5 separate regions of the Mus musculus genome follow, and regions 1, 2, 3 and 5 are each linked to region 4. The links are chromatin loops, found by intact Hi-C in ENCODE. Cell type or tissue: heart. All regions are shown on one strand. Links, peaks and the distances in the headings refer to the core of each region. The heading gives the core; the rest is flanking DNA. Region 1 has its middle 29 kb from the start of Ndufb4c. Region 2 has its middle 20 kb from the start of Gpr20. Region 3 has its middle 18 kb from the start of Slc45a4. Region 4 overlaps Slc45a4 (solute carrier family 45, member 4). Region 5 overlaps Ptp4a3 (protein tyrosine phosphatase 4a3).

Region 1 (6,055 bases), core at 388-5,387, 200 kb before region 4:
ACCACTGCCAGGTGACAATGGCTTTTACCAGTGCAAGTCACAATGGTTTCTGCACCCATTCCTAGACCATTCTATCTCTGAATACCCTGTCTCTCAATAAATCCTTTTTTTGTTTTAATGTAACTATAGTCCACAGAGTGGCTGCTTATTTTATAAATAATTTTATTGGATCCAAAACTGAGATCAGAATAACAATTTAGATAGTCTCCTACAAGTTCACTGTCTTAAGACACATAGAACCTGTTCTAAGGCCACACCACTCATCTGTATACACACATAAACACATATCACTACCCCATTCTTTTCTTTTGATTACTAAGTTTTGGAGTCAAGTCATTTTATTTTTGCGTAACTCCAACCCCTACCACACAATGCAAGATATCCTCTGGTGGAGGCCATTCTAGGATGCATGAGGAGCCAGTGAGATGCTGTAGGTAAGCCCACCTCAATGTCATGCTCTCTACATAGACCAAAGAGAACTTCACAAGGATCGGGCAGCTGGTGGCCACGCTGGGGATCCTGTGCCAGGACTCTAACAGGGACATCCACAGCTGCAGTCTAGAAGCTTTGGGCCATCTCTATCAGCTTCTGATGTACCAGAAAGGTGAGTGTTCTCAGCGACACAGCACACCTGGCCCTCTCCCACCTCAGCCTGGGTGAGCTCATACCAGCACCCCTGAACTCTACCTTTCCCCAAGTCCACCATCAGCCCAGCCTTGACTCCAGCCATAACCTTCTACTAACGCAACCCCCGAACCCAAAACTCCCAGGCCTGATGCCAGTTACTAATGGTCCCAGCTGGACTCCTGCCCTGCCCTATAACTCCAGCCCACTCTGTCCTGTTCACATCCCTGCCTGCCCTGACCAGCCCGAGAAACTCTAGAAGTGAAGAGGGAAAGTCCTCGGGACCTGTTCGGGCCTGATGCAGATGGAGCTGCCTTTTGGGGTAGTGGAGACCAGAAGGGCTCTTCTCCAATCCTCCGGAGGATGGCATCCAAAGATCACAGCATCTTCTCCATGAGCAGCAACCAAGCCCTCAAGGTCAAAGCCTTTCAAGTCTTTTCAGCTGGGTGGGTGCATAGCCAGAGCAGACTGCCACATCTGTGGGCAGTGATAAACACATTCTTTTCTAAGCTGTTGAGGGAGAGCCAGGCAGGTGAGAGGGACACCAGCAGACACTGGACAGTGTGAACCTTGTACAAGAGCCTTTGCGGATTTCCTCAAATCCCTTTCTCTAATTTTTCCAACCTTCTTCTCTAGAGTGTTTCTCCATTACAGTTCTTCCACTCCTTTCACACCAGAGTTTGAATTGTGTTTTCCTCGGAAGCCACAATCTGAGGCTATGATCTAGGTACTGGCCTTAGCTGGATGGCCCTTGCTGACACAGCATAAGACCTGTGAGTTCAGGGAGTCTGTGAGGTACCCAAGCAAGACTTGATCTGATCCCATGGACTCTGGAACTCAGCAGCTGCAGTGTACTCTCCGAGCATGGAGAAGTTTAGAACAGAAACTCTGGGCCCAGCTGGAGGCTCAAAGGCATGCATGGGACAGTAGTCCTGAGTTCCACACCAGACTGGCCCATATATTCCCCACCCTATTCCATGGTCCCTCTCTGGGACTAGAGATCAGAGCAGGTAGCCTGGAAGATCCTTGGCAACTCTGACATTCAAGTCTCATTAATTAAAACCCTAATAAGGAGGAGTGGGGCCTAACCATGGGCAGCACTACTCTGAACTCAGGACAACATGTGGATGACCTAGGGCCAAGAGGAGAAGAGGAAAGGATAAAACAAAGCATCCAAGAGCAAGCCAACATGGACTGGGGAAAAGAGCCCTCGTATTCTCTCTTCCTGTCCCTAGGCATTGGCAGGGACCGGAGGGGGGTGGGGACGGGCGGGGAGGTGGAAGAGACTGTGTACTGGGCCCACACCAAGACCTTAGAGGAGAGGATGCCCAGAGATTTAGGGAATCTGACAAAGGAAAATTGTAAAGGAGGTGGGGTCAGGCACAGGAATTTGAAGTGATAAGGTGACACGCTTTCTACTCTCACAGGAGATCGCTGATCATCTGGAAATGGCAGAGCTGACTGACCTCATCTGGACAGCCATTGAGGGCTTGGGCTCTTCCAGCTCTTCCTGGGTGCAAGCGGCTGCTGATTTGCTTCTCCTTGTCATCCAGGAGCATGGGGACAGCCTGTCGACTGTGAGGGGTTGGGGCCCCACCCAGGGCCAGGGAGGAGAGGGGCAGAGTAGGGGGTTAGGCAATAGGCAGAATCTAGGGCCTTTTCTCTGGACCATGAGGAAGACTGGGATCCCACTGCAGGCAGCAGACAATCCCATTGATGGATAGATGGATGGATGGGTGGGTGGGTAGGTGGGTGGATGGATGGATGGATGGATGGATGGATAGATGGATGGATGGATGGATGGATGGATGGATGGATGAATGGATGGATGGATGGATGGATAGGTGGATAGGTGGATAGATGGATGGGTGTGTGAGTGGATGAGTGGATGGATGGGTGGGCAGATAGGTGGGTGGATGGATGGATGGAGGGATGGATAAATGGATAGATGGGTAGATGCAGGGGTGACTCATAGAGTCACCTGATGACAACAGCTAGATCATGGTATAAATATACATTAGTTCAGTGCAGCCTTGGACCATAGAGAAATGAGGTGACAGGGTAAAACAGACCAGAGCTTCTAGAGCTTGTGGTCTGATGGGGTAACAGGATACAGACAGTGGTGAATAGAATGGTCCAGTAGGTGCAGAGAGAGAGAAAGTGTGTCATGAGCCCGATGGGATGAGAAGGGTACCCCAGTGGAAGATAAGAGGTGCCAACTTTTCCAGATGCCTCAGTCTGCTTCAGGTCAGGTGTGCAGGGTAGGCGAGATCCCCCACCAGATCCCACTACTCCCTACCCCTGAGCAGGTTGGTAAAATGGGCCAGGCCATCCACCACCACCTCTGTACCATCCAAATGCCCCAAGCCAAGGACAGTGCCCTGCGTGTCATCACCCTACTGGCCCGAAACCACATCCCAGAGCTGGTGGCTGCCTTCCTAGACATTTCCTCGCCCCTGGACAGGTACCTAGCTCTATCCCCCTCACTGACCCCATTACCTACCCTCCATCCTCCCCCAGGCCAGAGCCACAGCTTCTGCCTCCTGTCTGTCCATCACAGCCTACAGGAAACCCAGAATGCTTCATATAAGAGGCAGTCAGCAGCTCTGTTTACTTAGGCATGCTCCCTGTTGGCATTCCACATGAAACATCTGCCCCAGCCTCCACAACCCAACTTAAGTGCTCCCTAATTCCAGAGTGTTCCTGCCAGGACCCTGACAACCACAGAGCCTCAGCATCCATCAGTATAGCCCCCTCTGCCTTGCCCTGGTCTTCATTCTCTTCTTCCTACTCTTCTGAGAGCCTCCTGCAGCCACCTCAGCCTTTTCTCCCATGCCACTGGACCCCTGGAGATAGACCATGGTTCTCCTTACTCCTCATGATCCCCCTCCTCCCTAATACCCCACCTCTGGATCCCACATCCTCCGTCCATGCCCCCCAGCATGCATCCACCATACCTGGCCTGAGTCACTCCTCACTTCTTGATAGTGGAACTCCTGCTCAAAGCTAAGAGTGCTTTCTCCCCTTTCCAAACTAGAATTCCCACTCTGTCCCTCACCCAAACTCCTCCTTGGATCTCTTACCCCTCCAGGATCCAGCAAGCTTCTCTCTGGTGGGGCCAGCATGCTGCTGTCCTGCCTACCTTCTCCCCCTCGTTCTTATCCAGTTCCTCCTTCCCAGGTCAGGTTCTACCAACCAGCCACAGCTCACAGGTCCTTGCCCTGGGTGCTAACTTTGCTCCACAGTGCTCTGTAGTGCTCCCAGAGCCTACAGTCTTCTCCAGGGAGAATTCTCATCTCAGCAGGGAGGTGTCCAGTTTCCATTAGCAACTTTGTACTTCCATTGTGTTCAGATTCAAATGTGGTCTCTGGACTTCCCTGATCCTTTAAACTGTTTATGTGAAGGATGCCTGGGTCTTCAAGAAAAAAGTACAGCCTGTCATCTCAATGTGGAGTTTAATATATCCACCAAGTTCACTTCATTGTTTAAAAAAAGTTTACTGTGCTGGTTTGTATATGCTTGATCCAGGGAGTGGCACGATTAGAAGGTATAGCCCTGTTGGAATAGGCGTGTCACTTTAAGATCCTCACCTTAGCTGCATGGAAGTCAGTATTCTGCTAGCAGCTTTCAGATGAAGATGTAGAACTCTCAACTCCTCCTGCACCATTCCTGTCTAGATGCTGCCATGCTCCCACCTTTATGATAACAGACTGAACCTCTGAACCTGTAAGCCAGCCCTAATTAAATGTCGTCCTTATAGGAGTTGCCTTGTCATGATGTCTGTTCACAACAGTAAAAGGCTAAGACAGAAGGTGGTACTGGGGACTGCGGTACTGCTGTGATAGGCCTGACCATGCTTTCGTTTGGCAGAATGTGGATTCTTGACTCCTGTCTTCTAGTTTTTGCAATAACTCTAGAGCTGTATGTCTCAGTCACTGTTCTATTGCTGTGGAGAGAAACACCATGACCTAAGCAACTCTCATAAAAGAAAACATTTAATTGGAGGTTTACCTACAGTTACAGGGGATTAGTCAGTTATTATGGCAGGCAACTGTGGTGCAGGAGAAGTAGCTGAGAGCTACATTCTATTCTATAGGTCAAGAGAGAGAGATTGAAATCTCAAAGCCCACCCCCCACTGACACACTTCCACCAACAAAGCCACACCTCCTGATCCTTCTCAAGCAGTGCCACTCTCTAATGACCAAGCATTCAAAGCTATGAGCCTATGGAGGCCATTCTTTGGCAAACCACGCCCCTGTTCATGTTGTTCCTACTGTTGGCGCTGTTGGAATGTTTTGTGGGATTTTCAGTTCAATTGTTCCACCTTCTGTCAGTACAGCAAAGGCCAAGCCATCTCCAAGACTGGGTTTGTGGTAGGCACCAGCACCATATGCCTTCTAATTCTTTTGGGTCCTTTTCTCTTCTTTGACAGGGATATCTCTCTCCTTCCTTCCTTCCTTCCTTCCTTCCTTCCTTCCTTCCCTTTCTCCACCAGGTCTCACCCCCTCTTCTTCCTCCTCCCTTTCATCCTTCCTTCTTTTTCTTTCTTTTCTTCCATCTTTCCTCCTCCTCCACTGTCTTCTCCTTTTCTCTTTTTTATTCCCCATGCTATTTGAAGATGGCTTACTGTTTAACTCCCTCCCCCGTGGCTGGTGCTTTGACCTCTCAGAGTTCTCTCTCCTCCGCTGTATTTTAAGACTTCAAGTGGTTTCATCTTACTGAAGGTGGTTTTGATCCAGTCCCAGCTTCCCTTTGCCCTGTGTTCACTCTCCAGAAGTTTCTCTTATCTGCCTCTGTTGCATAGCCTTGAGGTGTGTGTGTGTGTGTGTGTAGGAGGGGGCATGGAGCTTGCCTATAGGGCTGGTAAGTTTTTTTTCTCCACTCCCAGTGAAGAGGCCACAGTTGCACCGTTCCCACCAGGCTCTGTGATGTCTTTTAAGGAATCTAGGAAAGTGCCGATCTCAGCAAGCAGCACCATTTCCAGTGCCCACCAATTTACTGCTACATTTCCGTTCGCTGCTGAAATGTATGTCTGTCTTCCTCAGTTCCAGGCACGGTCCCCACGATAACATTTACAGAGTCTGTGTACCTCGTAGCAATGGAGTCTCGTGGCTAAGTTTATCTGGATTTACATCAGCTTCTTCCAGTCACCTGGGCATAGTCATTTGTGATGGTTTTAGACATAAAAGTTCCTACTGGAACTGCTGGGCAGTTTGGGGGCTGCATTGGTGGCAGAAATTTGGGCATTAAAATAGGCTTTATGGTTCAAATTCCCAGAAGAGTACCCTCCTCCCAACTTGGGTATTGAAGCAGAAAAGGCCCCTCTCTCTCATTTTTTTTCTGAGACGGGGTTTCTCTGTGTAGCCCTGGCTGTCCTGGAACTCACTTTGTAGACCAGGCTGGCCTTGAACTCAGAAATCCGCCTGCCTC
Region 2 (6,055 bases), core at 765-5,764, 110 kb before region 4:
GTCACCGGCTCCCAGCTCCAGCAAAGGGGTAAGGGAGCCTCCAGAATCACCAAGCCTGCTTCCCCTCTGCCCACTACCTGGTTATCCGATCTCATCTGAGACTTAAATGGGAAATGTTCTATACATGTTCCGTGAACCTTTGGTTCCTGCCCCCCACCCCTCTGTTAGCCCTTGGTCTCCTTAGACCTCAAGTGGCAAGGTTGTAGATGAGACCCACCTTACCCTGAGTGGAAGTCCAATCTGTCATAACCTGAGGAGGTCATCAGACATAAGTAGAGTCTAGGCTGGGCAGGGATGTTCCCTGCCATGTTCCCTGTAGTGACCCATCAGTCTCTTTGCCATAGTGGGCTCTCTAGGTTGATGACATAACAGTACTTCCGGGTTTGGGGCAGTCATTATATTTTACATGGACTGGGTCCACAAACCACCAATTCACAGGGGACACAGTAGGAAAGGCACTGGAGGCCAGAGCCTGCTAATCTGGGATGGGGCTCTGAAGAGCTGGAACCAAGGTTACCACCTTCCTGCTTCTCATCTGCTGCCCACACAAAGCCTGTCATTTCTTGGCGGCAGTAACCAGGTTTCTAAGAAGATCATGAGTCCTACGGCTCCAGCCTCCTGTTGCTTTACTCAACAAAGGAAGCACCTCAGGTTGGGGAGTAGGGACCAGGTCCCAGTGGGCTTCACTTCCTGACCAGACCAGGGCTGCTACCTCCCACCCCTGCATAGCAAAGGCACCCAAACCTACAGTGATAAGATGTACCAAGCCTCCCCACCACACTGACCCATGATGTCAAGTTCTTGTCTGTGATGGGGAACCTGAGACCTTGAGGTCCCCACCTCATTCTTCCTAGAGCAAAGCCATGGGTCATATCAGGGAAGTTTCCAGAGCCCTGCTCCAGAGTTCATAGCCTCATGAGGACAGGCGTCCTGGGAAGGTCCAAACCAAAGGAACAGGACATTCCACTTTTCTGCCAATTGCTCATGTTCTTTTAAGGTCTTCTTCTGACCTTTAGTGGACTTTGTCTACCTTAAAGTGAGAATACAAGAATAAGTGAGCGTGTGTGGCCAATGCAGAAGGATTATCTCAAGTTCATGGTCACCATAGGCTACATAATAAGACCCTGTCTCAGAAGAAAAACATACAAATAAGTGTCTATACATATATTGGTACATGTGTCTACAAACACGGAAACACATGCTTCTAGTCATTTGAATGTATATCTGCATATATACATATAGTGTGCATATGCAGATATATATGAAAGTGTACGTGTAAGTTTGTGTTTATGTATACATAGATGTGAGTCTGCATGTATATGCCTGTATATGCATGTGTGTACAAGTATATATGTACACCATGTGTGAGTATGTGTATGCATAGCTTTAAGTCTGTGTGTGCATGTATGTATACATATAGATATGTGTATATGTATGACATGTGAGTCTGTGTATACATGGATGTTAATCTGTATATGTATCTGCATGTGCATGTATATTTGTGTATGTATATTTATGTGTGAGTCTGCATATACACAGGTATAAGTCTATATGTATGTATATCCATGTATATATGTGTATGTATGGTATAAGTCTGTGCATACATGGTTATAAGCCTTTGCATAGGTGTCCGTGTGTCTGTATGCATGTGTGTGCACGTGATGCTTGTCATGGCTGACAACCTGAAAGGAAAAGGAGTCACCTGGGAGACACCATGTCCAAAGAGGTTTAACTGAGAAGGGAGGCCCACCCTCAGAGTGGGTGATACCTTCCTACAGGTAGCCCAGATATGGAGGTCTGAGGAAAAGGCAGAGCTGCGCACCTTCTTGTCTTTCTGAATGGGTTTGAAGCAGCACCAATAGAAAGACGTTTTTCTGCACTCTGGCTGGATCGATAGGAAAGGTCTCCTGAGGGGCAGGACCCCGCTTCCCGCAGCAATTCTCTGTGTTACTTTCCTTATTGCCATAACTCAACAACTGAAAAGAAACACCTTAAGGATGCTGGTAAGGCGGCTCAGCAGGAACAGGCACTTGCATGCCAGCCTGACAGAGCTGAGTCCCATTCCCATGCCCCACCAGGTGACAGGAAAGAACCAAATCCTGTGAGTTGTCCTCTGACTGCCACATGCACACCACGGCATACTCCCACCTGCACTCTCACACATGCAACAAGTAATAAATAAAAATATTTTAAAAGACGAAACTAGGGCTGGTGAGATGGCTCAGTGGGTAAGAGCACCCGACTGCTCTTCCGAAGGTTCAGAGTTCAAATCCCAGCAACCACATGGTGGCTCACAACCATCTGTAACAAGATCCGACGCCCTGGAGTGTCTGAAGACAGCTACAGTGTACTTACATTTAATAAATAAATAAATTTTTTAAAAAAAAAGACGAAACTAAAGGGTTTATTTAAGGCTTAGAGTTGAAGAAGGGCTCAGTCAAGCACAGTGGCAGGAGCATGAGGTGGCTAGGAGGCACACTGTGTCTGCAGTCACAGAGCCTGTGTGTTAAGTGCATCCTGCGTGTGGCGCCTGTGTGTGTAATGAGTCTGTGCATCTGTGTGTCAGAATACATGAGGGGGCATGTATACACATGTGCACAGACTCGGGAATCTATGTGGCAGTCTTTGGTAGTCCACATTTAATAATTAGCGATTCGTTTGAGCTGCTTACGAAAACAGGGGTATTCCCCAGGAAAGCCTAGCCCATTCACTTCTTCACTCAGTCTCTTCTCTTATGCTATGCCTCATGTAATATAAGGTCTCTCTCCCAGCAGCACATGTACACACACACACACACATGTACACACACAGACAGACTTGCACACGTGTGCGTGCACACACACAAGCACATACCAACACACACTGTGGTCTCGGTGATAGAATCCTCAGCTGGCACTCATCCCACCCATCAGAAATGGTCAGAGATAAAAGAGCAGTTCCCAGGTTCCGGGCCAGGTGCAAGCCGACTGAGCTTCATCCTGACTTGAAATAGATCTTTGAGCGAGGCCAACTTGTAGCCTTGGAGACAGCACTTGCACCGGAGTATCTGTGACCTGAGGCCACCAGGTGGCGCTTGCTGGCTAGGAACAGGTGTCAGAAATCCGGACAGTCATCCAGAGGAGCCGGCTTTCCACCACCTGGAGCACCAAGTCTAGAAGACAGAGGCCCTTGTGCTCAGCCAACTGCAGGGCAGGACCTCCCCAGTAGGGGGACAAGTTCTAGCAAAGGGCAGAGCCTTCACCATTTTTTACTAGGGTCCTGGGAGGACTTCCTCACCATATGGCTGTCGTCTTGGAGGGTCTCACTGAGGGCAGCACAGTGGTCACACACCCACACCACTTCCTCAGCTACACAGCTTGGGTCCTGAGCACCTACACCATGTCCTCATCTGTGCTGATGGGAAGTATATGGGCAGTCAGTCATCTCTGAATGTACCCTTCCCTGCAGAAGGGACCCTGAGCTCAGCACAGGTAGAATGTCCATCCGGGAGGACTTCCGTCTGAGGCAGACACCGAGACTCTTGTGGGAGAGCATCCAAAGGCCACACTTGAAGAGCAAGATATCAGCACAGCACAGCACAGCACAGCACAGCAAGCAATTGCCTAGAGACAGGGAAACAGAGGGGATGCCTTGGCTTTTGATGAGGGGCTGGGGGCTGCCCTGGGGTGTGATGTGAGGATTGAGCAGGGTAGAGGCTCTCTGACCCAGGGATAATGAGCCTGATCTCTGGCTCTTGGCCCGAGCTACCCGCAGCCTGATGCTTTTGCCAGCCTGTTGCCTGGCATGTGAATGTGCAGTGCCTGGGAGTGGAGAGAAAGAGAGCTAGCTGTCCTTTTGTTAAGGACGCCATTAGAGGCCAGGCCCTGTGGCTGAGCAGGCCTGCAACCTTGACCTTAGTTTCTCCTGATGCATTACACGAGTAAACCACGCTCTAGGCTCAGAGGCGTCCCTGCCTGTAAACTGTGTACAGTGTCAGCCAAGAAACCAGTTGTCTGTAAGCACTTAAACCCTGGCGCCAGCCAGGAACCAAAGAGATCAGCTGATTCTGGCCTTGGAGCCTGAAGGCCCAGCTCCACAGTGTGTGAGCTATGCCCTAATCCAGGAGCAGAGTCCCACTCTGTCCAGTATAAAGCTAACACGCTGGAGAGCCACTCTCTTAACCACACTGCCAAGCAAGTATTGTCTTCCCTATATGACAATGAGGACATAAAGAGGAAGGGACATCAAGTAACTGGGCCTGGAGTCACCCCCAGGATCGGTGGTGGGGCTTGACAGAAAGCAAGTCTCTTCCCTCCCTTGGGCCATGCCTCTAAGCCTCCTGCCTTTACAGCCATAAACTGGTGGGCTCTGTGGACAGAGTCACCACCCTCCTTCCAGATACACCTAACTACAACTACAGGTGATTTGTGAGAGCAGAAAGCACCCCAGGGTCACCCATTGTCAGCAGTTTGAATATTTTATTCAGAACTGAAGAGATGGCTCAGTGGTTAAGAGCACTGACTGCTCTCACAGAGGGCTTGAGTTCGGTACCCAGAACCCACATGGCATCTCAGAACTATCTGTAACTCCAGTTCCTAGGGATACATCATGATCTTCTGACCTCTACGGGCACCAGGCACATGGGTGATGCACATACATACATACATACATGCAAGTGAACACTTACACAGAAGGTCGAAATACATAAATAGTAAGGGAAAATAATCGTATGCACAAGCCACACACAGAGGTGCGTGCCTATAACCATTAGAGTCTGGAGGCTGAGGCAAGAAGATCAAAAGTGGGGCTGAAGAGATGGCTCAGTGTTTATGAGCACTGATTGCTCTTCCAGAGGTCCTGAGTTCAATTCCCAGCAACCACATGGTGGCTCACAACCATCTGTAATGGGATCTGATGCCCTCTTCTGGTGTGTCTGAAGACAGTGACAGTATGCTCACATATATAAAATAAATAAAATCTTTTTTTAAAAAAGGAAGATCAAAAGTTCCAGGCTACCCTGTGCTACATAGAGAGACTCTACCTCTAAACAAACAAACAAACAAACAAACAAATAACCATAATTCACTCTGCTATTTGAGAGCCCAGAACATTGCTTTCCCTGAGTCATAGGATCTGGCTGGCAACTGAGCCCACTGCGTGGGCAGGAAAAACAGGTCTGGGGATAGGGGTGTACCAGCAAACAGCACCTTACATATCCAACCACAGAGTGCTGGCAACTGCCCTAAGCCAGGCAGTAAAGAAGCAGCAGGCAGAGTGATGGAAGTATGCCAGGTGCCAGTGGCATGCAGTCCTGGGCCTCTGCCATGAAGTCACCGAGAGGATAATGCAGGCCTTAGGGACCAGTAGGCCAGTAGGGACCAGTGTCCCGGTAGAACTGGGACACTGCCATAAAAGCTGCTTGGCCGCAGAGGATAGGATGGAATGGCAGGCCACTATCAACCAACGGCTGGCTCCATCAGCTTTTCTAGCCTGCCATAGGGCTTCTGGGTTCCAGAACCATCTTCGGTCCAGCCACAGCAAGAGCTTGCGACAGGCAAAATGCCTGCCACCTCTCTGATCAGATCGTAGCTCTCCCACCCTTTCTTCCACTGCCCGAAGCCTGTCACCATTCAAAAAGCGAGCAAGTCCATCACCTGCCCCTCTGCCAGGAGCTCTTTGCTGGAGCAAAGGTAGCAGTGAAGATGGGGGACGGGAATGGGGGGCGGAGCTCAAAGCTTCAACTTTCCACAAATGAATCAGACATCTTCTCTTTAGCTCCAGAGACTTCCACACACCTCCTACCCATGATTGTGCCTTCTGGCCATGGCCACCCAAGTCCCTCAGTGTGAGAACTTTTGGGATTGTTGTGCTTGTCAAGGACCCTTAAGGAGCGTGAGACGTGGCAATGGTCTGAGAAGAGGAGTGTGGTCACAGGTCATTCCCAAGCCCTGCAGGCCAGGTCTGGCTCTAGCCCTCCCTCTCCTACTCCCTTATAGAAGCTATAGATGGCAGCTTCTAGGAGCCCTGCTGAGATGGGCTCAGCTCCACCCACTGCAGCCTGTGTCTCTTATCAAGT
Region 3 (6,055 bases), core at 754-5,753, 62 kb before region 4:
GGCCTTGTTCTGCTTCTCAGCAAAGGGAAGAGGTCGGCTCTGTGGCCCAGGCTTGGGTGCCCTGGGCATGCATGGGTCACAGCCTGCCCAACTCTCCCAAGGGCTCACAGGATTGGAAGGATGTTCAAAGTGCTTCAGAAAGGGGAGATGCCCAGGGAGTGCGATGGTTGGGAAGGAATAAGGATGGGGGAGTTACAAGCAGTCAGTTTGCTCTCAGGAGGGGTGCAGCTCTGTTGGCGGAGGGTGAGCACAGCGCGCTACACAGCTGCGGCCTGGAGACCTTGAGGGTGTCTGGCAGGAAAACCAGGCGAGGGCGGCCAAACGCACAACCGCTTCTAGAGCCCACCAACAGGCCCAGGGCGGGGCGCGGTAGGGGGCGGGACCTTCGTAGGGGCGGGGCCACAGGCCGCTCCTGACCAATGGACGTCCGCGGCTCAGGCCCCGCCCCTAGAGTCCACTGCATAGTCATGAGGCGCAGGCCGGCGCTGCGTCAGCGGAAGCGGCGCGCAGCGGCTGTTTCCGACCTGATAAAGCGGCGTTGTCCCCGCGCGCTGGCCGCAGCCTCGCAGCGCTCGCACCCCGTCCGAGAAGCTGACTGACGGACCCGCCCGGCCGGCCGCCGCCGAGGGCGCAGCCGCCGCCCGGACGCCCCGCCGCCGCCCCGGTGCGCCCGGGGCCCCGCACCCCAGCCGCCAGCCAGCCCCGCCAGCCCCGCGGCCCCGGCCGGAGGAGACAGGTGAGCGGCCGCACCTGCCGCCCCGCCCCCCTCCGCGCGGTCGGGGCCTCGAACCGGTGGCCCGACCGACCCCGCGTCTCTCCCCGCCCCCACCGGGCTGCTGCGGTGCATCCCGCACCTGCCCTTGCTGGTCCGCATCCCGGGCCCTGCGGCCGCGGTGTGTGCACTCCTTGCACACCCGCCCGGGGACACCCCAGCACTCAACCTCCCGCCTCTGGCGTTGGGTGCACACCCTCCTCTGCCCAGCCCTTGCTAACTTCTGGGAGTTCACCGGCTCTGGGCCCACCACCTTGAAATGCTCCTGGGTCACCGCTCTCTATTCTTGTCCCCAAACACGCATTGCTTGCAGCGCTGCTAGCTGGTGGCCTGACCCTTTACAGGCACCTTTTTTTATTTCCTGAAGCCCACCTCGTCCCTGGAGAAGACCGGAGCATTACGCTCCGCTCCGGGTGCAGAGCCTCGGATTTGGAGAAGCCCCGTCCCTCTCCCCGAGACCAATCTTCCTCCAGTCCCTTGAGCTTAACCCATTCCTCTCCAAGGTGTGCTACGCTAGATGGGCGCCCGGAGAGCATACTCCTGCGGAGGGCTTTTCCAGGGGAGGTATGTCCAAGTTGGGCAGCACAGCCTACTGGTTAGTTATTCGTAAGAGTTCTACAAGGTGAGGCCAGCTATGGGTGGGAAGAGGTACTAGGTGTCCTGGGGAAGTCAGGGTTTTGTGCATTGCCCGCGGGATACCGACAGGATATGGCTTCAACTTCTGCCTTAGTTTCTCCTTCTGGTCCCCTAGCTGACCACACATGGGGCTTGCAGCTTCTTGTTGTACTGAGGTGTTCAAAGAAAGATGAATGCCTGACAAAAAAGAATTTGGAAGATGAGCGATTGAAGCAGTTGTTTCTAGTGGTCATCTAGGCCCAGAAACTCCTCGGGTGGGCCTTAGTACACCTGGGTCGCCACACTGCACGGTGAAGTGTGTTCTAAGCAAATTCTCTGCAGCTGGCTCCACTGTCTGCTGACAGGTAGGGTGTGGTGGAAATCTTTTCCTCTGTTATTTTTCCTTGTAGTAGGAAAGCATAAGTGAAAAGCTGGAGGGGCGCCTTACTGCTTAAGGGTGACAAATGGCTGGTCATTGAAACCGGGAGCCTCCTCCACCTTGGAAACAAATGTGAACAACACCTTCTTGCTGCTTAGCTCCGAATCCTGCATTAGAAGAGCAAGTTGATTAAGGCTCTGCAGAGATTTTGCAGACGCTGCTGAGAAGGGGGAGAGGCAGTGACCCTGGCCTGAAGCTGTGTGGGCTCCAGGTGGGAAGAGACGCCAGCATAATGAAGAAATCAAGTGCTTTGGGGGAGAGATTGGGGAAGTAGGTCATCTGAAAATCCTACACTTGAGTGGCAGTCGGGCTGATTGTGGTCAATTTTGTGACTGCTGCAGAGAAGTTGTTCCTTTGAAAGGTTTGAAATGCATGTTAGGTATATGTGGGGGTGATTTATTTGGGAAACATCCCTGCCTTAACCCGGAGACTGTGAAGGGAGGTGGCCCAGGGCCAGCACCCTGTGCCTTGGAAGATTCACTGGCTTCCTTGCGGAGACGCTGTGTGCTGCAGCTTTGGCCCTTGTTGCGTGGTGAAAGCAGGCCAGAGATTGGACCGGGTTATCTCCAAGGTAGCTTGCTTTTAACACCCTCCAACTTTGCTTATTGGAGAGAAGGGAGTCGGGGCTGGGGGAGCAGTAAACCGTTCTTGCCCTTGTCTGACTGCCCTGCGGAGCTGCTGGGGAGAAGGGGGCTATGATGCTGCCACTCCTGGTCTCTAGTGCAGGGAAGGATCTTCAGAAGGTATTCGAGCTGGTGTCCAGGGGATGCTGAATTGGTTTCATCTGTTATCAGGAAGGCAGATGAGGGCATTGAACAAGGGTGGTGGGGTTTAGGATGCCTTGGTTGCCCTGCCTTGTGCCCTCTCATTGTCCTGGGGACCCTGGTGCCCCAGCTTTGGATAGCCAGCCAGGGGTGGTTTCTGACAGATTTGTGGCCTGGCATGGAATAAGAGTGGCTGGTGATCATTGTAGGTGGCAGACAACCCCAAATTGCTAGTGCCCTCCTGGGGAACACCCCTGGCAGAACTGTGCCTGTAATTTGTGGAACCAGAATGTGCTAAAAGCTGTGTTCTTGTTAAGGGTGGGTGAAGATGCTACTCTATGCTCGCCTCCAGTGGTTCCCTGTTTTTTTTTTTTTTTTTTAATCATAATGTAATTATGTCACCGAAGGTACATTTAGTGATATGCCATTAGGAGAGAGCCTTGACTGCAGGCCAGGTAACACAAATGCTCAGTGGTGTCCAGTAAAGGTTCAGCAGTGGGGACAGTCTCATGTATGAAAAGCCATCGTGGGGGGGAGAAGACCCCACAAACCATAGTCTACAGAGGGCTCAGCTGAAGCACCTCCCCCACCAGCTCCTAGACAAGCTCTCCTTGTTTGCATTAGCGTAACTGCTCCACCAAAGTCAATGAACAAGGGACTTTTTAAATGGGAACTTTCAAAATGTGCCTCGAGTGTCGTCGTCCCCCCCCATCCCTCCCCCCCCCCCCCCAGCACTATCAAGTTCTGAGCCCTGTGATACTCCCTTTCAGAGAAACTTGAGGCCTCTTCCATGCTAGGGGAAAAAACAGCCCTGTTCCCAGCCTGAGGAGCCTGGTCAGGCTCAGGACTGGCACCGCCCTGCTTTTTATGTGAAGGCTGGAGTGTGCCTGGGGTTTGTTATTGGTTGTGTGTGTTTGGGATTTTGTTTTTTAAAGACCGGGTCTCATAGCTGAAACTAACCTTGGACTCCTGATACTCCTACCTCCTGGGTGCCTCCTCCTGACAAGTGCTGGAATTACACTTTTGTACCAAGGTGCTTGGCTCTGTGAAGTGTTTTTAAGAATAAAACACTGTAGCATTAGGAAGGCTGGCTGATGCAGCAGGATTGAAAGTTCAATTTCGGTCTGGCATATGTAGGGAGACCCCTTTTTCTTCAATATTTAAATTTTGTTTTAAGCTATATATGTGTGCCTTTGTATGGATATGTGCATGAGCGTGTAGGCTGCAGAGGCCAGAGGCCTTAGCCTCCCAGCCCGCTGGAGCTGGAGTCTTGGGGAATTGTGAACTGTCTGCTGTGGATGCTGAGAATCAAACTTGGAAGAGCAGTCCATGCTCTTAACCACTGAGCCATCTCTCTAGCCTGAGACCTATTTAAAAAAAGGAAAAGAGTGGATACCACAGACTCAGCAGACATAGCCCATTTGTGTTTTGTTTCTCATTGTAATTACTGTGAGCTTTCCTCATGCCCCTTCTCAAGAGGCCAGCCTTGTGTCCTCCTTGGAGGGTGTGGGTATTCGTGCCACAGAGAGTCCGACAGGCAGTGTGGATGGCCGAGTGTATCTGTCTCCAGTGATACTGTTGCTGGGCTTTTGGGAGCTGTGGGAAGGCCAGGCAGTCTGAGGCCAGAGAGAGGACAGTTCCAAATTCCCTGTGGCTCAGCTAATGCTTAGGTGTGGTTGTTGGTGGTTTTTTGTTTAGATTTATTTATTTTATTATTTTGTGTGTATGACTTTATTATTTTTGGTGTTTACTATTTATGTGTGTGAATGTATGTCCTACTGTGCCTGCGTCCAATGGGGTCAGAAGAGGATCTCCTGGGGCTGGAGTTACTGAAGGCTGTAAGCCACCACATGGGTGCTGGGAACTGAACCCAGATCTTATGCAAGACTAAGTGCTCTAACCACTGAATCAGCTTTCTGGAGGAGCCCATTTTTGTTGTTGCTTTTTTGAGACAGAGTCTCCTAGCTCATTCTGGCCTCAAATTCATTATGGAGCCAAGGATGACCTTGGACTTGTGATCCTCCTCCCTCTATCCCAAAACCGCTGAGATTCCCAGCGTGAACTGCCACTCCTGGCTTGGGTTTCCTTTAAAAGGGGCTAACCTTCTCATTGTCTTGTTCATCCTTATTTGATGCTAGGCATGGCCTCCGAGTGCAGGGCTCTGAGGGTGCCAGGCTGCTCACAAGCGGAACCCAGAACAGTCGTAAGCTCTGGGGTCTGCTTTACGGTTTTGATCCTTTTTTTTTTTTTTCTTTTAATTTAATTTAATTTAATTTTATTTTATTTTTGGTTTTTCGAGACAGGGTTTCTCTGTGTAGCCCTGGCTATCCTGGAACTCACTCTGTAGACCAGGCTGGCCTCTCACTCAGAAATCCGCCTGCCTCTGCCTCCCAAGTGCTGGGATTAAAGGTGTGTGCCACCACCGCCCAGTTATAGTTTTGAACCTTAAGCTTAGCTTCCTTTCCTCTTTCAAGCCCAGAACTGGGAGCTGTTGTTCAGACTAGGTTTCCCTGTCTCCAGCTGAACCTTCCCACATCTACAGAAGGGTTTTCCCAGCTGGACAGTTTGATAGAGAGGGAAGGGCCCTGGCATGGGACCTGCTATGCCAGGATCTTGCGTGGCCAATGGATCCTACACAGCCAACCCCTGGCTTGAGATCTTGTAGTTAGTGTCTCTTGAACTTGCAGCCACATGACTCGGTTAGCCACCACATCCCCCTTTTCAGACAAGGGAAAATCTGGAGTGAGAAAAGCCACATTTTAGACTAGAAGATAAAAAAGAAAGATTGAGGTGTTGAGGTGGGCATGCATTTGGCTCTGATGCAGTGGACACTGTACTTTGTGTACAAGTCCTACTGCATAATTTTATGCAGTCACTTAGATGTTGTAAGCCAAAGGATAATAAATAGCTCTCTGTTGCCAGCAACTTAGTCACCACTTGAGGGAAGTGCAGCCAATCAGCAGAGTGTGATTTTTGGTTTGGAGTAAGGAGGGAGTATTTTTCCATCAAATTTTTGGAGGCCCAGGATTGAATTTAGGGCCTCCTGTGCGGTGCTCACTGCCACCACTGTAGCTCTCCATCACTGTGTGTGCGCGCGTGTGTGTGTGTGTGTGTGTGTGTGTGTGTGTGTGTGTGTGTGTGTGCGCGCGCGTGCAGAAACTAACACTGGGTATCTTCCTCTACAGATTTCTACCTTAACTTTGAATCAAGAGTCTCCTACTGAACCTGGGGGCTGGCCAGTGAGTTCCAGGCACCCTCTTGCCTCTGGCTCCTCATCCCAATGCTGGAGTAAAAGATAATGACTCTATGCCCAGCCCTCCATTGTTTTAGGGTTTTTGGTTTTTGTTTGTTGGGTTGGGTTGGTTTGGTTTGGTTTGGTTTGGTTTGGTTTGGTTTGGTTTTGGTTTTTTGAGAAGCCCTGGCTGTCTTGGAACTCACTCTGTAGACCAGGCTGGCCTTAAACTC
Region 4 (6,055 bases), core at 330-5,329:
GCATGTACTGTGCCTCTGGCCAGTTCTCTCTGTTCTTGGCAGGTGTGGTTCATTCTTCTTTAAAGTAGGAAGCTCTGTAGTAGGTCTTGATGCCACGCATCCTGAGCTGCTCCGCTCTGTTATTCAGGGTCACCTCTGTGATCACATTGTAGCCTGTGTTGGTCAAGAATTCCTATGAGCTCAGCCTGGACTCCCAGAAACCTTATTGTCTCTATCTAGTGAGTGCTAAGATTACAGACATGAGCTGTCATGTACACCTAGAGGTTTCAATATACAGCTTTTCTTTTTTTCCTTCAGAGGCAGGGTCTCACTAGTATCTTTGGGCTGGCCTGGGATTTACAGAGTCCCCCTGCCTCTGCTTCTTGAGTGCTGAGATCCATAATACGGATAGCCACACCCAGATACTGTATTACTTTTTAAAAAATCTTTTTTCAGAGATTTTCCTAAGGTCTAGGGGAAATAGCTTAGTAGATAAAGGTAGTATCCAAGCATGAGGCTCTGAGTTTAGATACCCTGGACCCAGGTAAGACCTGGGGTATAGTAGCATGCGCCCATAATTATAACCCCAGTGCCAGGGAGCAAAGACAGCCCCTGGGGCTCGTAGCCTAGACCACCCTCTTCTGAGTGAGAGACCCTATTCAGAGAACAGGGTGAGGAGTGGCAGAGGAAGACAGACACCTGTGCTGACATCTGTCTCCCTATGTACACAGATTTTTTTGTCTTGATTTCTATTCTGAACCCATGATTTGAATTCAGCATGATTATTCAGTATGATGGTGAATTTTTGACATTTTGGAGTTTTAATGATAGTAGTAGTAGATTGGTTTCTAATAATTAAAATTAGAGAAAGCATACATATGTGATTTCAGCCCTTAAATTGATTGATTATACCATCTGTGGCCCAGCATGTCCCATATATGGTGAAATGGGTGGTGCGCCCTGTGGCCTCTGTCGGTTGAGTAAGGCGGGCTTTTCTTCTGTTCTTTCTGGTGTCTGCAAGGTGTCTTTAAAATCTCCCTCTGACTATGGTGTACACAAGTCTAAAATCTGATTGTGGTTTCCATCTTCTGGGTAGATTGGCCTTCATATCTCTAGGACAAAGTCTCCTTTGGAGACTTGGGGGTGAGTATAGCCATGTTGTGCCAGGCATGCACATGTTCATGTTGTTCAAGAAACATGAACAAATAGAACTGCCTGGTTGGTGTTCCCTGCTCTGTCACCTGAGCCCACATGCATGTGAGTGAAGAGCTCCCTGCTCTCCAAGGAGATCTTCAGAGTAAGGGGGGGCACCCCTATGTCTGCCCTGCCTCTCTTTCTTAGGACTGGAGGTAGTTTTCTGGGGAATAAGGTCCTGATTAGGTTGTAGAACTACTTCTGTGTTTCCCGCTATGAGCCATAATGTTCTACCTCTCTTTTTAATGCCCAGTGCCAGGCTGGGCTCTGGGGAATCCAGTTGCTAGCTGCCTAGCTTAGGAGAGTGTGTCTTCTCCCTCAGTGCAGTCAGTGCGCATAGCCTTGAGGTACTAATGAAGACCGCCTTCTCTGTGCCCTCACACCTGTGTCCCTTCCCTTGCAGTATGTCCACCACAGTCCGGGGAATTCCAAGCGTGGATTTGGCATTGACTGCGCCATCCTCTCCTGTCAGGTCTACATCTCCCAGATCCTGGTTGCATCTGCCCTTGGGGGCGTGGTCGACGCTGTGAATAGTATCGTTGTCATCCCCATAGTGGCCTCTGTAGGCTCTTTCCTGGGCTTCTTGACAGCCACATTCCTGGTCATCTACCCTGAGGTGTCAGAGGAACCTAAGGAGGAACAGAAAGGCCTGTCCTCAGGGCCCGCTGGCGAAGGCGAGGGTGGAGCGGGCAGTGAGAAGCCCACTGTACTGAAGCTGTCTCGGAAAGGGGGCCTTCGGGGGCTGGTGGAGACGGAGTCCATGGTGTGAGCCCCCGCTGGTACATTCCACACTGGAGGGCAGGGCGCACTGGGGGCTAGGCTTGCCCATACCATGCGAGCTGGAGTTCCTTCCCAGAGCACAGTCCAAGTTCAGTAGGTGTTAGGTGTAGGGTAGGTTTGAGCTATTAGACAAAAATATCACACTAATTTACCTTTCCCACGATTAAAAAAAAATCATTTGAAATCTTTTTTTATTGAAAAAGAACTTAATTTCAGCTGTCTTTTATTCTGCAGGTATATCATTCTGCATGTTTTAAATTGTGAAATATTCACAGCATAGTCAATAAGCAATTTAGAAAACATAAGGGTCTGCATTTCTAAACCAGTAATTGGAAGTGCAGAAACTGACTCCCTTGGCAGATATCATCTGAAGGCAGCAGACAGCAGCGTAGTTTCCAGATTGCCCAGCAGGTGTCTGTTGGAGACACCTTCAGCATCAGTCTGGTATTGCAGCGCCTCAGAGTATTTTTCTGTTTATTTTAGAAACAGTATTTTCTTTTTCACAACTGTGGTTTTCTTAGAAGAACATCATCTCTGGCGAGTTAGGCTCGCAATCCTGTGCACAGCTGAGACCACACACCAAAGCTGGGGAAAGGTCCCAGAGGTGTTTGAGCAGAAGGCAGCCATTCCCCAGGGCAGCCTCCAGACATCCCACCCAGGGACAGCACCAACCAGTAGGGCTGAATGTGAACTCTCAGTGTGCCTCCTGCGTGCTTGTGTGCAAGTTTGTCTGTCCAGTCCCTACCCTCGTGCTCTTCCCCAGAAGCCACCACAGGGCAGTTGTTGGCTCCGTGGGACACTTCAGCTTGTCTCTACACGTTTGGCTGGAAATCAGGCACAGAGCTCCTCCAGGTGAGCATCGGCTCCCGAGTCCTGCTGCACGGCTACCTCGAGAGTGGGAGACAGTGGCATCAGAGCAGGGCGCGGGAAGGGGCCGAGCCTACCTCCTACCACATTGCTGACATTGATCCTCGCTGGAACCTAACTGAAGTCTTGCAAGCTCATCACCTGCTTCTGCTGATGGTCACTGGAGTGGGATGAAGGCAAAGAACAGCAAGCATCCGCCTGAGCAGGCTGCTGACCCAAGATCCTGCCTGAGCAGGCGGGCTGCTGACCCAAGATCCGTGCAGTGTCCGCTTTCTGCACACGAGCAGAACTTGGGCTTCAGGGAAGCAGGCTCAGCAAGTGCGGCTGTGGGTAAAGACTTTCCAACGACGTCTCTGTTTAACAACTCCAGTCTCTCGGTCTGCACTCAGGAGAGGGAGAACCTCCCTGGATGGTACCCAGATGAAGTCAGAGCCGTGCTCTTGTTGCCTCGGTTGGTGTTTTTACATAAAGTACTTTAAAGTGCATGAGAATCATGCTGCAATATGAGCATTCTAAAGCAAATATATATACATATATATTTCAAGATGAAAGTAAGCAGTTTTTAAATAAATTACTTGAATTTTCTGTGTCTTCAAAGGAACGCTGTGTTTATGTCCTTGGCCTGGGCTCTCTTGCCACATTCCCCACACAGGTGGCACTTTGTCGTCTTTAGTGTTTTATATCTGGGAAGCAGAGGCAAGCTCAGGATACAAGGGTACCTTCCCCTTGCCTGGGTCTTCCCTCGAGCCTATGCCTGCAGAGAACTGTCTCCACCTTCCAGTGTTTTCTGTGTTCCCCGTTGAGAATGGAATTGCAGGTCTCTTTCTTGGGTAGGGGAAGTTGGACTCCCAAACACAGTCCCAGTGCTAAGCCCCCAGCCAGCTCAGCCCCATCAGCGGGGTGCTCTGTCTCTTTGGGGAAGCAGGCACTTCTGGGCTCCTCCCTCCAACCAGCATCCTTAGCAGGTCACTCTTGTGCAACATAGTTTTAAGATGGTATTCCCTCATTCCTGAAACAAAGGACTACAGCCTCTTGTTTTTAGGCACCCTGCTTTTCCACGTTGCCATAGGAGGACAGAGGGAGGCAAGGACGCATAGGACACTTAAGTGGGGAAAACCTGGAACCATCAAAATGAGTGTGAGGTCCTAGTCACACGCTGCTCACAACACCCCACCCAAAGGCTTCTGCAGACCTTCCCCACTGAAGCTGAATAACTGACAGGGGGGTTGGGGTCTAGCAGAGACCACACCCATAGGAGCAAGAGATAATAGGATCGCCCCAAACAGTGGTCCAGACCTTAAAATGCCATGGCTTCCACTTACCATAATCTGAAGTACCACAAGGACAGTGTTTATGGCACAGGTCTTGGCAAAGCCACCAGTAAAATGCTGACAACCAGTAAGAACAGTGAGCCAGAGGCATGCCTGTTTGTTGCTGTCAGATCAGGCTGCACATCTGGTACTTTTTAAGACCTGAGCCTGTTAGATGTTTGCATCCAAAGGCCTCTGTCTGTGGGTCTGGCCAGTGTGAGGGCCCTTGGGTTGAGACCCAAGGGTGATAATAGAGTTGATTTCTGGGCTTCCTTGCAGATAAATATAGTGAACCATGGGCCTTGAGGTGGATGTTGTCTCATCCAGGGTACACAAGTAGCCAGGCCCTTTTGCCTAGCCCTTCCCTCACTGAGATGCCACCAATGGACAACTATCAGGGCCACTGCTTCTGTGTTAAAGAAGCCAAGGGAGGAGGGCTGGCTTTGCAGTGGGTGATGCCAAAGCTTGTATTGCTCAGACCAGACCAGGTACTTCTGTTTCCTGACTTGGACTTGCAGACCCAGCACTCACGGGCACTGGGATCCATCCCAGAGAGTGCACCTGAGTAGCTCTTCCGTGGCCTATGATCTCGAGAGGAAAGGTGGTTGGGTTCCGTGGACCCAGGGGACTGGAAGGGTCAAGCAGATGCCCATTTGTGGCCAGTGCTGAGGATGCAAACGGAGGAGTTAGCTTTGTAATACCTTGGGATTTAGCCGTGAAAAGCACCTGTGTGGTAGGGGATTAGCAGGAATTCCACTGGTCCCAGGCCACAGAATTGCACGCAGGTTACTAACGGAAGGGAGCCCGCTTCTCTTTCCCGTGAAAGTCAAAACATTTTTTAAAGTTTGCCTGCAAGAGAGTACAAGCCGTTAAGTGGTCCACAGCCTGGGGGCAGAATGGCATGGTGGCACTTCCTGGTATCTGGAAAGCTAGCTATGAGACATTATCTGTTCTTAGCCTGAGGTCTCAGCTGGAATATTCACACCGACAGGTGCACAGCCCTCAGACTCCCATCCTTGAGATCCTCAGGGCCCTGTGAGGGACGGTTTGGACAAAGTTGGGAGTGACAGAGCAGGATCTGGATAGTAGCCTCCTGGAGTGGCCCAGATGTCATAGAAGGTGTGGTGACCCCTCCCATCAGCTGCAGCCTGGCTGCCTTATCTCCCTGGTACCACTGGCTTCTGCAACCCATGGGGTTAATGGCTTCCTTTGTCTGTGGCCGGTGGTCTGTGCGGGAGCAGCAACCATGGCTATGTGTGCTACAGGTCAGTATCCTAAAACATCTACTGAAACCGGACGCTCATCAACCTCACATGCACCAAACGCCATGGCCCCCTAGCTGTGCCACTTCCCCCTGAACCTCTGCCTTCAGCCACCAACCAACACCTGGATTGTGCCGGTGAAGCCACCGGTGGGTCCTCCTCCAATGGCTGTCACCAGAAACAGGCTTACCCCTCTGCATGTGAGCTTTCGAGAGTGCCTGGGGACTGCCCAGCAAGGCAGCCATGCTGTCTGCTGGACTGACTTAAAACAGGGCAGGCAGGGGGCGTGCACATCCATATCTCATCACCACTTCATGAAAAGCCAGCATCATGGTGGGAAGCCTGAGATAGCCCCTCTGACAGCAACCCTTGGGCCTCCAGGAGCACAGAGCAGCCTGGGCGTCCCAGCTGCCTCCCTGCTGCCTCCTGAAGGTCTTGTGCTGGGACCCAGTAGCAGGAAGAACAGTTGTTAGAAAGGCCTCGGCACAATGGCACTCCCCAGGCACCTCGGAACAAAAAAAACGATTTAGTTCCTTTGTGAACTGGAAACAGGACAACTGTTATCAACTTATTAAGTTGGAGCACTGTAATAGCTCTTGCTGATTTTTAGCAACAGTTAAGTGTGTGTTAAACACATGTTACGATTTATGAAGAAACAGATTC
Region 5 (6,055 bases), core at 403-5,402, 180 kb before region 4:
CAGTACCACTAGACTTAGATGTGTGCACAAGGTTAAGGCAGTCCCAATCGTTAGAGTGACCATGGTCAACAAAGCCCTTTGCACTGCATCTAGAACAGAGGGTGCTTAAGAATGGGGTGGGGTGGGGTGGAGGCAATGCAGCACTCACTCCTTAACCTGTTAACCCACCCACCTGGCCTTCCATAGCACCTGCCCTTCCATACATACATACATACTCACATACATATGCACATACATACATACATACATATATACATACATACATATATACACCTGTCCATGAATGAAGTCATCCATCTACCCATTCCTCCACCCTTCCACCTACCCATCTATTCACCAACCCCACCCAACCAGACTAGACCCCAGACTCAAGGGCAAGACAGGGGCAGAGGCTCAGGTCAAGTACCCCAGGTGAAGCCGGGTGAAGGGGGCAGACCTGTGCCTTCCACCCACCGCCCACTACCTTCCCTATAGGAAAGCCTGCTCCAGGGTCAGCTGCCAGCCTTCCTCAATGGCCTCTTCCAAAAGAACGAGGCAGTGGTGGTAGGCATTATGGGCATGGTCTCGGATGTACTGCACCGCCTAGGCACACAGGGCGCAGGCGCACAGAGTCTCAGCATCGCTGTCAACACCCGCTACTTCTTTGATGACGTGAGAATAGAGCCAGGCGTGGCTGGGTGTGCTTTCCTGGGCCCTCCCCGCCCCTCCCTTGGGCCTCAGGACCCCTTCTGCCTTCTCACTGTACCTGGGCACTGAACCCAAGGCAGCTGCCAAGCTGTGAGCCCACGGGTGCACCAGATCTAGCCAGGGGTCCACCAGGTGGTGCTCAGCCTTCTTCATGGCTGAAGAGTGCCAAGTCACACTTGTCCAACCCCTCTGGGAATAAATCACCCAGCTACCTTCATGATCAGGGTGACAGTGGGCACCAGAGGACAAGATAATTCCATGTGAGGATGGCCTGAAGCCTTGTCTGGGAGAAAGCCTGAGTCCAAGGGAGGAGAAACAACTTTATCCCAGGCCCCTGAACCTGTCTGATGGAGTCTGAGGAGATAAAAGGACTCCAAGCTAGGAAACACTAGAACCTAAGTTCCTGCGTCATAGGAACAGGACAAAGTTCGAGCAGCAGCTATGTCACTATTTGGGGATCTGGTGGCGACGGTGGCAGACAGGGAGCTGAGCGGCATGCGGACCCAAGTATGCCAGAGTATGGTGCCTTTGCTCCTGCACCTGAAGGACCAGTGTCCAGCTGTTGTCATGGTCAGTGCCAACCTGCAATCCCTTTGATCTTGGCAAAGGGACAGGGAAGCCAGGTCGGGCTACCCACAGGGCTCCCCAGATCACCAATCCCTCCCACACACACTGCCGTATTCAGCCAGCCAGATCTGTGGGTCTACCAGCTACAGAAGAGCATGGTGGGACACAGACCAACAGTGTGCCTGCTGATTCATGAATACAGCCTGCCTTACCATGCTCCACTCTCTGGAGTCCCTGACATCGGGGGAGGGGACAACAGTAGCCAACAAGCTCAGACAGAGCTGGGTATCTCCCTGTCTTCCACAGGGCACTGTGACCCTCGGGTCACTTCCACTCCCCGAGACCACAGCAGCTTCCCAGACACCAGCACAGCAGGCTGCTGGGCTGTTTACTGCAGCTGTGGTCTCGGGGAGTGGAAACCCCAGGGCTCAGTCACCCATGGGTAGTGGGTGACCCCTCCTATGGCTGTCTCCGCAGCAGGCCAAGTTCACGTTCTACCGCTGTGCTGTGCTGCTCCGTTGGCAGCCACGGCACACCCTCTTCTGCACTCTAGCCTGGGAGACCGGCCTCAGCGCCCGCCACTTCCTCTGGACCTTCCTGGTGAGGGACCAGGGTACAGGGTCAGTAGTGGGGGCCTGAGATAGATAGATGCACACCCCCCCCCGTGGACTCCCCTTCCCAGGGAAGTGAGGCTGGCAGGGTATAGGTCAACAGTCCCTGAGGCCAATGGCAGTGACAAGAGAGCTCTCCTCTGGCCAGATGACCCGCAGCCAGGAGGAGTTCAGCATCCACCTATCACAGGCCATCAAATGCCTACACAGCCGTCACCACCACATCAAGACCTGGGCAGCTCTTTTTATAGGTGGGCAGCATGGGCCGACCAGGCTTGAAGCCCTTGTTTCACCCAGACCACCCACCACGAGGGTGGGAAGGAGGGCCTGAGTCTGAGCAGCCCCCACCCAATAGCCATGACTCTCTCTCCATCTTACGCAGGGTACACCACCTGCAACCATCCCCAGGCAGTGTCACAGATGATAAATGACAAGGACATCCAGCTGTTATCCTCCAGTAAGTGGCCCACACCTTGGGCCTGTCTCCATCCCTCCCAGCTTCCTGGAGCATGGCCATCTCAGATGGTGGCACAGACAGGGACCCGAACCTCCTGAAGAGACCCCACCCCACCAAGGCACTCCATGCTGGTCAATGGCTAGAAAGGGCCCTCTGAGCCTCCTACCCAGATGGAACCAGAGTTGGTGGTGGAGGATTACTCCCAAGCCAGGGTCACCTCTGACCTGACTTGTCCTTTCTCTCCTGAAGCTTTTAAAGACCTCAGAAAGAACCCAGAACCCGGCATCTGGGAATACACCACCAGACAGCTCTCGTTCTTTCGGAAGGTGTCAGCAAAATCCAAGAAGTGACTTTGAGCCATTCTCCCTACCTTTACCTCCCCCGACCCCCAGAACAGCCCTGTCCAGAGAGCTTGGTTGTATAACATTTTTTTCACTTGAAAGAAAAATCTAGATTCAAAACAAAAGAAAAACCAAAAAAAAAAAAAAAAAAAAAAAAAAAAAAAAAAAAAAACCAAAACTGTACTAACTGCCAGCTTCCTGCCTGCCACCCTTGAGCCCTCTGCTGTACCCCAGCCAAGCCCTTAGAAGATGCTGGCAAGACTCCAGGACACAGGCAGTGACAGACAAGGAGAGGCTGGGCAGGGACAACCTGGAAGCTCTGTGGTAGACTCTGCTGATGATAGCTCAGGGGTGGGATTGACTCCACATGACCGGAGCCCAGGCCATAATGTCCACCGCTGAGCGGGAGGAGCGGGGCCTGAAAGGAAGGTCTTCCAGAGTCCAGAGGTGAGAGCTCTACATGGGCTGTGGAACCAGTAAAGTGACTAGCATCACCGCAGGCCTCTCTACCCAGGGCAGCATCTTCCTCCAGCAGGGCCCACCAGCCAGCCCCAGACAAAGCCCAAGAGTCCAGAAGAGGGTACCTAACTCCCTGAGAGCCCCTCCCCCACCCCCACCCATCCCTTCTCAGGCAGACCCTCCCCCTCAGTCCCTATTTAAGAAATGGCAGACAGAGCCAGGCATGGTGGCACACGCCTTTAATCCCAGTACTCAAGAGGCAGAGGTAGGCGGATTTCTGAGTTGGAGGCCAGCCTGGTCTACAGAGTGAGTTCCAGGACAGCCTACACAGAGAAACCCTGTCTCGAAAAACCAAAAAAAAAAAGAGAGAGAGAGAGAGAGAGAGAGAGAGAGAGAGAGAGAGAAGGAAGGAAAGAAAGGAAAGAAAGAAAGAAAGAAAGAAAGAAAGAAAGAAAGAAAGAAAGAAAGAAAGAGAGAGAGAGAGAGAAGAAAAGAAAGAGAAAGAAAAGAAAGAGAAAGAAAAGAGAAAAAAATGGCAGACAGGCCCTGTAGGCCCAGAGCTTAAGAGAATCTCTCATCACAGCCTGTCATTTTTCAGAACTCACTAGACTGGCCAGATCCACCAAGGGACGCTCTAGCTAGCCTTCCTACTCTGGGCTCTGTGCCTGCCACCCAAGAGCCGCCACACTACATCCACTGGGCCTTATGAAGTCTCTGCTAGGTAGACCCTGCATGCCCTCAGTTGGGTGCATCCCCAACACCATGTCCTCTCCCAGCCCCTAGACTATGTGCTTCTCGGGACAGTGACATTATGCTTAAAACTTGGACAGCAGGAGCTGGTGAGATGGCCCAGTTGTTAGGAACAGTAGCTGCTCCTCTAGAGGTCCTGAGTTTAATTCCCAGCCACCACATGGCGACTCAAGACCACGTATAAGGAGATGTGATGCCCTCTTCTGGCATGTGGATTTACTTGCAGTAGAGCACTCATACAGCAAACAAATAATAATTTTTTTTAAATTTAAAGATTTAAAAAATAAAAATAAAAAAGCTTGGGGCTGGTCAGATGGCTCTTCCGAAAGTCCTGAGTTCAAATCTCAGCAACCACATGGTGGCTCACAACCACCGGTAATGAGATCTGGCGTCCTCTTCTGGTATGTCTGAAGACAGCAACAGTGTACTTATGTATAATAAATAAATCTTTGGGCCGAAGCTAGCAAGGACTGAGAGAGATTGGCGAACCGGAGTGAGCGGAGTTGACCAGAGCAAGCAGAGGTCCTAAATTCAATTCCCGACAACCACATGAAGGCTCACAACCATCTGTACAGCTACAGTATATTCATATACATAAAATAAATAAATCTTTTAAAAAAAAAAAAAGCTTGGCAGACTAAAACAAAAACAAAAACCAGTGACTTTGTGGAAATATGGCACCGGGGTAGTGAGTTTCCAGCCCACACAAGGTCACCATTACTGAGTTTGGCTACACCTTGTCACTCCCTACTAGGACAGGCAAGAACAGGGACTGCTGGGAGTCTACGTGGGCCCGGATGGTTTCTGGGACCTAGTCCAGAGCTAGGTGGAACTTGAAGAGGGAATGATGCAAGCAGGCAGCAGGTACCAGTGAGAGGCGCCCTGGATCTCTGTTCTGGGCACAGAGGGGACTGGGTCTGCAAAGGCCTGAGGATCACGTCCTAAGTATGTCAGTGCTATAAGACAGCCAGCACATCCACACTGACACATTGTCACTGTTTAAATACGACTGGCCTGGGGAGTGGCACCGTTTGGAGGTCTGACCTTGTTGGAGTAGGTGTGTCACTGTGGGCATGGGCTTTAAGGCCCTCATTCTAGCTCCCTGGAAATCAGTCTTCCACTAGTAGCCTTCAGATGAAGGTGTAGAGCTCTCAGCTACAGCTGCCCCATGCCTGCATGGATGCTGCCATGCTCCCACCTTGATGACAGACTGAACCTCTGAACCTGTAAGGCAGCCCCAACTAAATGTTGTCCTTGTAAGAGTTGCCTTGGTCCCGGTGTCTGTTCACAGCCATAAAACCCTGGCTAAGACACACATATAGCCAGCCCTGTCCCTCATGATACCCTTTCCTCAGCTAAGGGAAGAGTCAGCCCACTGCTCAGAACTTATAAGCAGGATGAGGTCCTAGGCAGACCCATGTCACCAAAGGCCATCTACACTCAGATCTACCTGCAACCCACACCTCTGGTTGCATGAAGGTCGGGGGTGGAGGCCACTGAAAGTTCCAAGTGACCCCCTACTCTGTCCTGCAGAGGTGATCAGTCTCACCTCCTAATGTTACAAACCGTCACCAGTCCAAGCTGTGCTGATTTTTGCGTCAAGAACTTGTAGAACAAGTCAGGGAGGCAGAGCAAGGGATGGCCACCAGAGGGCGCCATGGAGGCACGCCACTGCAGCAGCAGTAGCAGCAGCAGCAATAGGACAGAAGAGATGGAGACCATGGCCTCCCGGGATCCACACCCTATTCCCCTGCTCTATAACACTCTTCACACACATCCACAGCTCCTGATTTATTGCCTTGAGAGTCCAGAGCACCTGGTAACAAAGGTGCTGGAAAAAGGTTAGGGTGAGGGCCACGCCGCTGAGGCATTGGGCCCAGTGGTTTAAAAACTCCCACCTGCAATACACAGGCCAGGGGGAAGGCCTGGGCAGTGGGGGGTGAGGGACAGGGGTTGGACAGGACTGGCAGAGGGTCCAGGGACAGCTTCAGAAAGACAGCCGTGGGTACAGATGGGGACAGAGCAGGGACGCACATAGCCGTTGGACTCCTTAGACACAGATGTAATGAGGTACAGGGCCAGGGCCTGAGCTACATGACGCAGCATCTGGTCTTGTGCGTGTGTGGGTCTTTGAACCTCAGTCTCTGCTTAGGCCGGTACTTCTCCAGGTAGGTGAGCTGCTT

Evidence for each region. Hi-C counts contacts between places; a loop is a spot of excess contacts. Peaks named below come from ENCODE experiments on the same cell type or tissue, not always from the same donor. Only the 100,000 strongest peaks of a DNase experiment are listed, where the experiment ranks them.
Region 1: it touches region 4 in a loop (2.6-fold over the local background); 5 of 42 quality-filtered maps call a loop at or near these places.
Region 2: a loop joins it to region 4, with 8 times the contacts of the local background. A loop is called at or near these places in 23 of 42 quality-filtered maps.
Region 3: a loop joins it to region 4, with 2.6 times the contacts of the local background. A loop is called at or near these places in 14 of 42 quality-filtered maps.
Region 5: it touches region 4 in a loop (2.9-fold over the local background); 4 of 42 quality-filtered maps call a loop at or near these places.

The regions. Positions count from the first base shown.
Region 1 is chr15:73,777,994-73,784,048 of GRCm38, reverse strand. No RefSeq gene overlaps it. Among named protein-coding and RNA genes, the nearest start is that of Ndufb4c, 29 kb to the left of the region's middle. In heart, for the core only: no CTCF peak of the experiment used is centred there; a DNase peak (open chromatin) is centred at 2,973; H3K27me3 peaks cover 812 bases.
Region 2 is chr15:73,684,820-73,690,874 of GRCm38, reverse strand. It overlaps a transcript of Gpr20 not described here. Among named protein-coding and RNA genes, the nearest start is that of Gpr20, 20 kb to the left of the region's middle. In heart, for the core only: a CTCF peak has its summit at 3,059 (motif pointing right); DNase peaks (open chromatin) are centred at 3,074, 3,884 and 5,374; H3K27ac peaks cover 501 bases.
Region 3 is chr15:73,640,175-73,646,229 of GRCm38, reverse strand. It overlaps a transcript of Slc45a4 not described here. Among named protein-coding and RNA genes, the nearest start is that of Slc45a4, 18 kb to the right of the region's middle. In heart, for the core only: a CTCF peak has its summit at 3,603; DNase peaks (open chromatin) are centred at 959, 1,349, 2,399 and 5,529; H3K4me3 peaks cover 2,374 bases; H3K27ac peaks cover 1,976 bases.
Region 4 is chr15:73,577,652-73,583,706 of GRCm38, reverse strand. It overlaps Slc45a4 (solute carrier family 45, member 4), which reads left to right. Exons shown (of 8, transcript NM_001033219.4): 8 at 1,577-6,055. The coding sequence ends at 1,942. Among named protein-coding and RNA genes, the nearest start is that of Slc45a4, 44 kb to the left of the region's middle. In heart, for the core only: a CTCF peak has its summit at 2,385; no DNase peak of the experiment used is centred there.
Region 5 is chr15:73,756,822-73,762,876 of GRCm38, reverse strand. It overlaps Ptp4a3 (protein tyrosine phosphatase 4a3), which reads right to left. Exons shown (of 6, transcript NM_008975.3): 6 at 4,111-6,055. The coding sequence ends at 5,963. Among named protein-coding and RNA genes, the nearest start is that of Ptp4a3, 12 kb to the right of the region's middle. In heart, for the core only: a CTCF peak has its summit at 4,195; DNase peaks (open chromatin) are centred at 2,236 and 3,046.